Regions from separate parts of the Homo sapiens genome. Here region 2 is linked to region 1. The links are chromatin contacts, found by POLR2A ChIA-PET in ENCODE. All regions are on one chromosome and are shown on one strand. Each heading gives the region's core, a stretch centred on a gene start or an enhancer-like site at or near the end of the contact. The rest is flanking DNA. Distances are from core to core; before and after follow the strand shown.

Region 1 (4,543 bases), core at 1,131-3,630:
AGCCTCCTGAGTAGCTGGTACTACAAGCGTGACCCACCACACCTGCCTAAATTTTGTATTTTTAGTAGCAATAGGGTTTCACCATTTTCCTAATTCTTAAAGTGCAAGTTCAGAGTAAAACTAGGTGCTTTAAAGATGGCTCAAGGATGCTAAATACTAACCATTAAATTAGCAACAAAAAGTTAATAAAACATTAAAATTGACAAAGATATTTTGATAAAGTTATTCCTTTGTTTTATTTGTTGTGTGTTTTATTGTAAGATTGTCACTAGGGGCCAGACATGGTGGCTCACACCTGTAATACCAGCACTTTGGGAGTCTGAGGCAGGCAGATTGCTCGAGCCCAGGAGTTGGAGACCAGCCTGGGCAACATGGCAAAACCCCATCTCTACAAAAAATTTGCCAGGCGTGGTGGTGGACACCTGTAGTCCCATCTACCCAGAAGGCTAAGGTGGGAAGATCACTTGCTGTGAGGAGTGATTGAGCCACTGCACTCTAGCCTGGATGACAGAATGTGACCCTGACACACACACACACACACACACACACACACACACACACACACACACACACACTCTAAAAAAATTTGCCGGGCACAGTGGCTCACACCGGTAATTACAGCACTTTGGGAGGCCAAGGCGGCTGGATCACTTGAGGTCAAGAATTCGAGACCAGCCTGGCCAACATGGTGAATCCCCGACTCTAATAAAAATACAAAAAAATTAGCCAGGTGTGGCGGGCGCCTGTATTCCCGTCTACTGGGGAGGCTAAAGCAGGCAGGTAGGATTGCTTGAACCCAGGAGGCAGAGGTTCCAGTGAGCGGAGATCGCACCACTGCGCTCCACTCTGGGCAACAGAGCGAGACTCATTCTCAAAAAAAAAAAAAGATTGTCACTAGAAACTATTTTAAGTTAGTTTAGGGCTTATACTTCAGAATAAAAGGGGTATAACTAGCAATTCAACTATTTTGAAGGCCGGGTGCCGTGGCTCACACCTGTAATCCCAGCACTTTGGGAGGCCGAGGTGGGCGGATCACCTGAGGTCGGGAGTTCGAGACCAGCCTGACCAACGTGGTGAAACCCCGTCTTGACTAAAAATACAAAAATTAGCCGGGCATGGTGACGCGTGCCTGTGATCTCAGTTACTCAGAAGGCTGAGGCAGGAGAATCACTTGAATCCAGGAGGCGGAGGTTGCAGTGAGCCAAGGTCGTGCCATTGCACTGCAGCCTGGGCAACAAGAGCGAAACTCTATCTCAAAAAAAAATTGAATAAATATATATTTAAATATATATTGAAAATGTGAGTGAACACAATTTGAAAAATGTTTTGTGTTAATAAGATACACAAATTATAAAATTACACAATTCAGTATTTCAATTGCTAACTCTTTAGTGCTTCTATAATTATTCAAATTAATTTTCCTGATTTATTTTTTTCCTACTGTGTTTTTGTTTGTTTTTTAGAGACAAGGTCTTGCTCTGTCACACATGCTGGAGTGCAGTGGTATGATCATAGCTCACTACAGCCTCTAACTCCTGGGCTCAAGTGCTCCTCCTGCCTCTGCCTCCCAAAGTGGTGGGATTACAGGCGTAAACCATCTTGCTGGGCCCCTACTGTTTTCTTGAATGCTTACCCTCCTTTCTTAGATTCATTGTCATCTTACTACAGTACTGTATCCTTAAGCAGTTCTTTCAGAAATTGTCTCAAGAGTGGCACTTTGAGTCCTTGTTTATCCAAAAGTTTCTATTTTGCCCCCAGGCGTTGAATACTGGTTTGACCAGGGACTGCAGCTCCTGTTGCTCAACATTTAGTGTAACTTCCTTATAGTGTGTCTTCCTAAACTTCAGAGAGTAGAAAGCTAAAAACCTCATTTTCCAGCTCCTTTGTAGCCAGTGTTCTGAGTATGATTTACATAAAACTGTTTTTTTTTTAAAATTATTACTATTTTTTGAGACGGAGTTTCTCTCGTCGCCCAGGCTGGAGTGCAATGGTGCAATCTTAGCTCACTGCCTCTGCTGGGATTACAAGCATGCACCACCACGCCTGGCTAATTTTTTGTACTTTTAGTAGAGATGGGGTTTTGCTGTGTTAGCCAGGATGGTCTCGATCTCCTGACCTTGTGATCCACCCACTTCGGCCTCCCAAAGTGCTGAGATTACAAGCGTGAGCCACCGCGCCCGGCCAAAAAAAACATTTTTTTTTTAAGAGACGGTATCTCACTCTGTTGCCCAGGCTGGAGTACAGTGGTGCGATCTTAGCTCACTGCCACCTCGAACTTCTGGGCTCAAGCAATCCTCCTGCATCAGCCTCCTGAGAAACTGAGAGTAAGTAGCTCATAAAATTGACTCATGTCCTTAAGACCAGTCTGAGTCCAGTCCTGTATATGCCACTTCCACTTGATGGCAGCACATCCTGCTGAGCACACCTAATCCACAGTGCGGAGGAGAAATTATCTCAGGGAGACATCAGAGCAATATTTCTGGTGGTTCAACTTACATGAAGACATGAGTAGAGATGACAGTTAATGGTTTGACCAAAGGGTCAGAGATTTGACAACTACAAGGTAAGAAACCTAGGCCAGGAACAGTGGCGTAGGCCCATAATCTCAAAACTTTGGGAGGCCAAGGCAGGAGGATTGCTTGAGGCTAGGAGTCCAAGGCCAGCATGGGCAACATAGTGAGATTCCCTGTCTCTAAAAATAAAAATAAAAAAATTAGCCAGCGGTAGTGGTGCAAGCTTTTAGTCCCAGCTACTCTGGAGGCTGAGGTGAGAAGACCACTTGAGCCCAGGAGTTCCAGGCTGCAGTGAGCTAGGATCATGCCAGTGCACTCCAGCCTGAGCGACAGAGCAAGACCCCATCTCAAAAAGAAATAAAAATAAATTTTAAAAAAGAAAGAAAAAAAAAGAAACTTGGGAAGCAGAAGCTTTAGGGAAGTATGTGGACAAACTCAGAATAGGCCCCAAATGCAAGGATATTTGTTTCCTGTGTGAAAGCTTATCAAAAGCTTTCTTATCAAAAGCCGTCTTCTGTAGGTAAGGCTCTTAATATTTAGATGGACAGCATAGCATACACTGTGGACATTGATTAGCCTCTTTCCCCAGCCATCCAGTGCTAGCTCAGTTATGCTACATTCTGGGAAAATTCCCTCAGCTTCTTTCTAACTCAGATTTTCAGTCTTTTTTCTTTTCTCGTTTTCTTTCTTTCTTTTCTTTTTTTTTTTTTTTTTTTTTTTTTTTTTCAGAGTCTCTGTCACCCAGGCTGGAGTGCAGTGGTGTGATCCTGGCTTACTGCAACTTCCACCTCCTGGGTTCAAGCAATTCTCGTGCCTCAGCCTCCCGAGTAGCTGGGACTACAGGCATGCACTGCCCTGCCCAGCTAATTTTCGTATTTTTAGTATGGACGGGGTTTTACCATGTTGCCCAGGCTGGTCTTGAACTCCCAGGCTCAAGCCATCCACCTGTGTCAGTCTCCCAAAGTGCTGGGATTACATGGGTGAGCCACTGCACCTGGCCCAGATTTTCAGCACAGTACTAGTGTCCATTCTGCTGTTCAATCCATCTATTAAGCAAAAGTTTGTCTTTTTATTTTTAGTTTTAGTTTTTTTTTTTTTTTTTTTTGAGACAGGGTCTCACTCTGTCACCCAGGCTGGAGTGCAGTGGCACAATCTCGGCTCCCTGCCACCTCCGCCTCCTGGGTTGAAGCAATCCTCCTGCCTCAGCCTCCCAAGCAGGGATTACAGGTGTGCACCACCACATTGAGTTGGTTTTTGTATTTTTAGTAGAGAACGGGTTTCACTATGTTGGCCAGGCTGGTCTTGAACTCCTGACCTCAGGTGATCTGCCTGCCTTGGCCTCCCAAATTGCTGGGATTACAGGCGCCCGGCCCAAAAGCTATTTTTAATAACTTATTTTTAATTTCTAAGAACTATTTTTGTTATAGCAACCTGCTCTTTTTACAATAGATACAGTGACCCCATCAGTCCTTTAGAGGATATTAGTTTTTGTTTTTTCCTTTATTTTCTTCCCTTAGGGATTCATTCTTGTTAGATTTGGGGCCTCTCTGGTGATAAGTATCCCTCAAATATTTAATGCTTGGTTGTCTGCTCATTTTTTTTCATTTCTGAATTCCTGTTTACCCATGGGTGAATCCAAGTTTTTTTGTTTTTTTGGTTTTTGTTGTGTGTGTGTGACGGAGTTTCGCTCTTTTTGCCCAGGCTGGAGTGCAATGGCACGATCTCGGCTCACTGCAACCTCCGCCTCTCAAGTTCAAGTGATTCTCCTGCCTCAGCCTCCCAAGTAGCTGGGATTACAGGCACCTGCCACCACACCCGGCTAATTTTTTGTATTTTTAGTAGAGGCGGGGTTTCACCATGTTGGCTAGGCTGGTCTCGAACTCCTGACCTCAGGTGATCCACCCACGTCAGCCTCCCAAAGTGCTGGGATTACAGGTGTGAGCCACCATGCCTGGCCAATCCAAGTTCTAATTTGGTGTTTTGCCTCTGGTTGTTGGTGGGGGGTGAGAGGGAAACAAGAGGGAGATGTG
Region 2 (4,673 bases), core at 1,493-3,992, 240 kb before region 1:
CCTAATGACAATGTGAGCCTTTGAAAATCTATCACATCATGATATGCATTCTCATGGCATTCATAATCCAGAGACTGTGAGCCACAGCAGTTCTGAGCTCCTCTCTAAGATGTCCCTAATCACAGCAGCATGGAGAGTTCATTGTGGTCTTTAATTAAAACGCTGATAACGGAAATATTCACCCAGCTATCTTAGACTGGTCTCTGGGTTAAAACAAATAGTGCTCCAAACTTTCCAGTTTCCCTACTGATGGTGCAATCTCTCGAAAATGCCCTATGCAGGAGGTTTCAGGAAACGTCTAACTAGTTCCTGGGTTTAACAAATCACCCCTGTCAGGCTGGAATGCTTAACGGCTGGTCCCCCCTCGCCGCTCCCCGATCATTCCCCATTTCAAGTTTTCCCAGCCTCCGCCAATAGCCAATATCAGAGTAGCCAGGAAGAGGCTTTGGAGTCAGAAAGACCCGCCCTCAAGTTCAGGTCCCGCTACTTCCTAACTATCTGCCTGTGGACGGGTCACTTGTATTTTTTGAGTCTCAGTTTTCTCATCTGTAAAATGAGTATAAGAAAAACTCCTGGCTGGGCGCAGTGGCTCACGCCTGTAATCCTAGCACTCTGGGAAGCCGAGGCGGGCGGATCACCTGAGGTCAAGAGTTCGAGACCAGTCTGGCCAACATAGTGAAACCCCGTCTCTACTAAAAATACAAAAAATAGTGGCATGGTGGTGCACGCCTGTAGTACCAGCTACTCAGGAGGCTGAGGCAGGAGAATCGCTTGAACCCGGGAGGTGGAGGCTGCAGTGAGCCGATATAGCGCCACTGCACTCCAGCCTGGGAGACAGAGCGAGACTTTGTCTCAAAAAAATAATAATAAAAAGTAAAGAAAAACTCCCATACAGGGTTTTTGTGAGAAGGAAACAGGCGAATGAAGTAAAGGCTAGGACATGTTAGTAGACATTGTAGAAAAGTTAGCTCCATCACACACTCATACATACACACATTTCTTTTCTTTTCCTTGCAGAGTACAAAGGCCTCACAACCAATGGATATTCCATTGCAATTGGCCCAATCTTGAAGAGGTGGAAACAAGAGGAAGGACAAGGATTCCATGACTTTCCCTCTCCAGCTGTGAGGAGAGGGCAGAGGTACGTGGTGGGAAATTGCTGCAAATCTTGAGGAAGGGTCTCAGGACAAGAGAGCTTTGTCCCTGGCCAGTACTTTATCAGTTAACCAGGAGTTGCATCAGTATTTGTTGCAACATCCTCAGAAAACAGAAAAGTCCACGGTACAAATGGCACAGATCCATAATTTGGAGGACTGGGGGTAGGAACGTAACACAAAGATAAAAGTGTCTATCATTTTATAAAATCACAGCTAGAAACAAAATGGTAGCTCCCTGAACATCTTTTCCTCTCTTCTCCCTTCCTTTTTTTAGGAACAGAAAAAAAAATTTAGATAGATAGATAGATAGATAGATAGATAGATAGGTAAACCACTTTACTGAGGTGTGACTGACATATAAAAGCTTTACATATTCCATGTATACACTTTGATGAGTCTGGGGATAGGCATACACTCATTAAATCATCACCACAATCTATACCATAAACCTATCCATCACCTCCAAAAGTTTCTTCCTGCCTTCTTATTTATCACTAATATTATTTCTAAGGGTTCCTACCCCTCTTGTCAATACTCCTGAAGTGATTCTAAGACAGCACCAGAAACAGCATCAGATTTCTTTATAGCTCAAAGCTCAGGTGTGAGTTTCTTAGAGGAAGAATTCAAGGTGAGTCACTTGTCATTCCCTCCTGCCCCTCCCTTCTGAATAAAAACCCAATTAAAAGAAGTAAGTCAGGCTCCACAGTTGCCCCATTCACTCTGTCAATAAGGAGACAAAGAGGTATCTTATCTATAAATTTAGTCCTTGGACAATTTTATTACTAAAGTTCTTCGTCATACTCACATTTCTATCTTTTAAAAATATTTCCATCTGATATTTCCTGTCATATTAATATTCAAAATGGAAAGCAATAGAAGAGTTTACAACTGAAGTCAAGAAAGAAGACTTTTTCCACCTACTCTTCTTCTAGGGAAAAATTTCATTTCAATTAAGCATAGGTTAAATGTCTTATTCTTAGTTCCCAAGTCATCTGACATTAGCAATACTCCCAAACTCACATCAAGATTTGATAAATCACCAAAATATAGCACACTATACAAGTCAAATTGTTTATGGAATCAGAACGGAGACATTTCTGAAATGCACTATCTCCAGTGATTTACTCAGGTGACCACAATGTTAAAAGAGTATTTCTAAATAAGTTTTCAATAGGTAAGCAACTGTTAAGACTCATTAACTTTTGCTTCTGCTTCTTTTTGTTTTTTAGTTTCTCTCTTTTTTAATTTTCAGGACTTTACATCAAACTCTACTAACTTAGAATTCATTTATTGACATACATTACAGATGTCAAAGAGAAACTTTTAAGTGACTATTTTTTCTCTGTTGCTGTGAGATACACAACCCACTCCCAAAGGAATTAGGTACTTACTTGGATTGTTTTGGGTCAGAGATGGACTTTCAAGGCCCTGGGAGGATTCTGGACTGAGTCTTCCTCTCCAGATCCCAGCGATTTTGCTACAAATGCTCAGAATCCAATTTCGCATTAGGATAAGTCGGGGAGACAATGAGGTGAGGAGGAGGAGAGAGTTCCAGTGTACTGTGCATGATCACAGGCGGCCTTCTGGGCTAGCAGCAGCATCTCTTCCTTGGCTCTGTGCCTCATGGACACAGATTAGTCATTAACAATCCTTCCCTGCTAAATGATATAAACATAGAAAGGAACCTTGGGAGAGCCTCGAGATTCCCAAGACAAAACCGCAAAGCCCCAGAATGAGGAATGTGACAAAACCAAGGAGCCCTGCAGCTTGCCTTTGAAAGCATTTCTCCTCTGGCCGTTTTGTGGGCTCCTGGGCACCCGTATTTCTGTACACATCAACTAAAACCAAACTGTCATCTTCCCTCTCTCTCACTACAACTTCTTTGAATAGCTCTATCACTTCCCCGGGACTGAACTAGAAGCTGGGAGCCTTTTTGACCCTTCCCTCTGCCCAGCCACCCATATCAAATAATAACAGATTTGGGTTGATTGCATCTTTGGAATGTCTCTTATTTCCAACCCACATTGTTCTTCTCCTACTTTGGGCCTATCATAGCTTCCTTTCTGGATGACATTGGTCCCACAACCCCTTTTTCTTCTCTCCCCTTCTTCTGTTTTCCAAATTGCACAGCAGTGTGGAAGCACAGGCTCTGGTTAGATGCCCACTCTTTAGTCACAGCCTTGAGCAAGACACTTAGCCTCTCTGAGTCTCAGTTTCCTCATCTGTAGAATGGATATGGAGAAACCATCTCATGGGCTGTGGTGAGAATTACATGAGTAGTGAAAATGTTTAGAAAAGTGTGTGGCAGATAGCAATCACCCAATAATTTGTGGCAATTATTATTTCTCTCCTTCATTAGTTGAACCATCATTGATTGATTATCAGCCTACTATGTACCCAGCAACTTGCTAGGCACTCCCCTCATCGAAAATCCCCAATGCACTCTCTATGCCTAAAAAACGAACACAAAATGCTTGACATTTAGAACCCCTTCCACACCTGAAGATCTAGCCCTAATGTCTCTAGGATTTTCTCACATTCTGTCCCTTCAGACATCCCAACCTCTGCCAACCTGTACCAAGCTCTCCCGCCTCCACACTTTTGCACAAGCTCTTCCTTCTACCTCAGTTACTTTCTTTTCACACCCACACATCTTCCAGGCGTGGAACAGAAGCAGAGTTCTCCCTGAAGCCAGCCCCATTCCTCATCTGCCCCTATTCTCCCCACCCAACTCCCTTGATCTTTTATTTGTAGTTTCCTTGCTGTCCCTTAAATCCTCTGACCTTATATATTATAGTTTTCTACTTGTTTTATCTCTTTTACAAAAACCAGGCATGGTAGCAGACTTGTCTTTGTATCTACCCTTTGTCTTAGCACAGTGCCTCTCACAGAAAAAGCATTGTGTAACTCTTTGTTAACGCAATCAATGAGTGAGCTGAGAAACAACTTCCCAAAGCAGCATGGCTGCACATGCACCTGTGTGTGTGTGTGTGTGTGTGTGTGTATGTGATGTGTGCATTTCCCATCTGTGATGTGTGTCATTTGTTTCCCGTCACAAGGTCAGCTAGTAGAAGATCTACATTCAAACCTGTTAGAAATGTTATATTTTGCTTCTCTTATAAAATAGCATTTTTGTAGGTCCTACAGGCTCCTACTTCCTACCTACTTCTGGGGGTTCCCAATGTACTATGGTGCATCCTCCAGCCCCTTCGGCACAAGGAAGAGGGTCACCCCAGGCCTGTACATTTTCTTTTGAAGAGAGTTTGCACTGACACTTACTGCACTCTGCAGCTCTGGGCTGCCTGAGGGACTCCTGTGTGACTTCTATGTGACACCAAGCCCATTTCTTCTTGGATGATAAGAGCCTGTACTGTGATTTCATTCTCTCCAGCAGAGATGGAGACAATGACTGAAGACACAGACTGTGGCGCTGGACCGGCTGGGTTCAAATCCCAGCTCTGCCACTTACAAGCTGTGTGACCTTAGACCTTAGGCTTTTCCTTAACATCTGTCTCA

Evidence for each region. ChIA-PET counts read pairs that join two places held with the same protein, here RNA polymerase II (POLR2A).
Region 2: POLR2A ChIA-PET joins it to region 1 with 14 read pairs in Caco-2. The contact joins the promoter of NR1H4 here to the enhancer-like site in region 1. POLR2A ChIA-PET finds 5 or more read pairs at or near these places in 4 of 52 experiments (CD8-positive, alpha-beta memory T cell, Caco-2, MCF 10A and 1 more).

The regions. Positions count from the first base shown.
Region 1 is chr12:100,227,303-100,231,845 of GRCh38, reverse strand. It overlaps a transcript of DEPDC4 not described here. Among named protein-coding and RNA genes, the nearest start is that of ACTR6, 29 kb to the right of the region's middle. Within about 2 kb of position 2,380, at least 4 of the 41 ENCODE cell types and tissues checked have a DNase peak (open chromatin) inside an H3K27ac peak, as active enhancers do.
Region 2 is chr12:100,471,935-100,476,607 of GRCh38, reverse strand. It overlaps NR1H4 (nuclear receptor subfamily 1 group H member 4), which reads right to left and starts at 2,742. Exons shown (of 11, transcript NM_001206979.2): 1 at 2,549-2,742.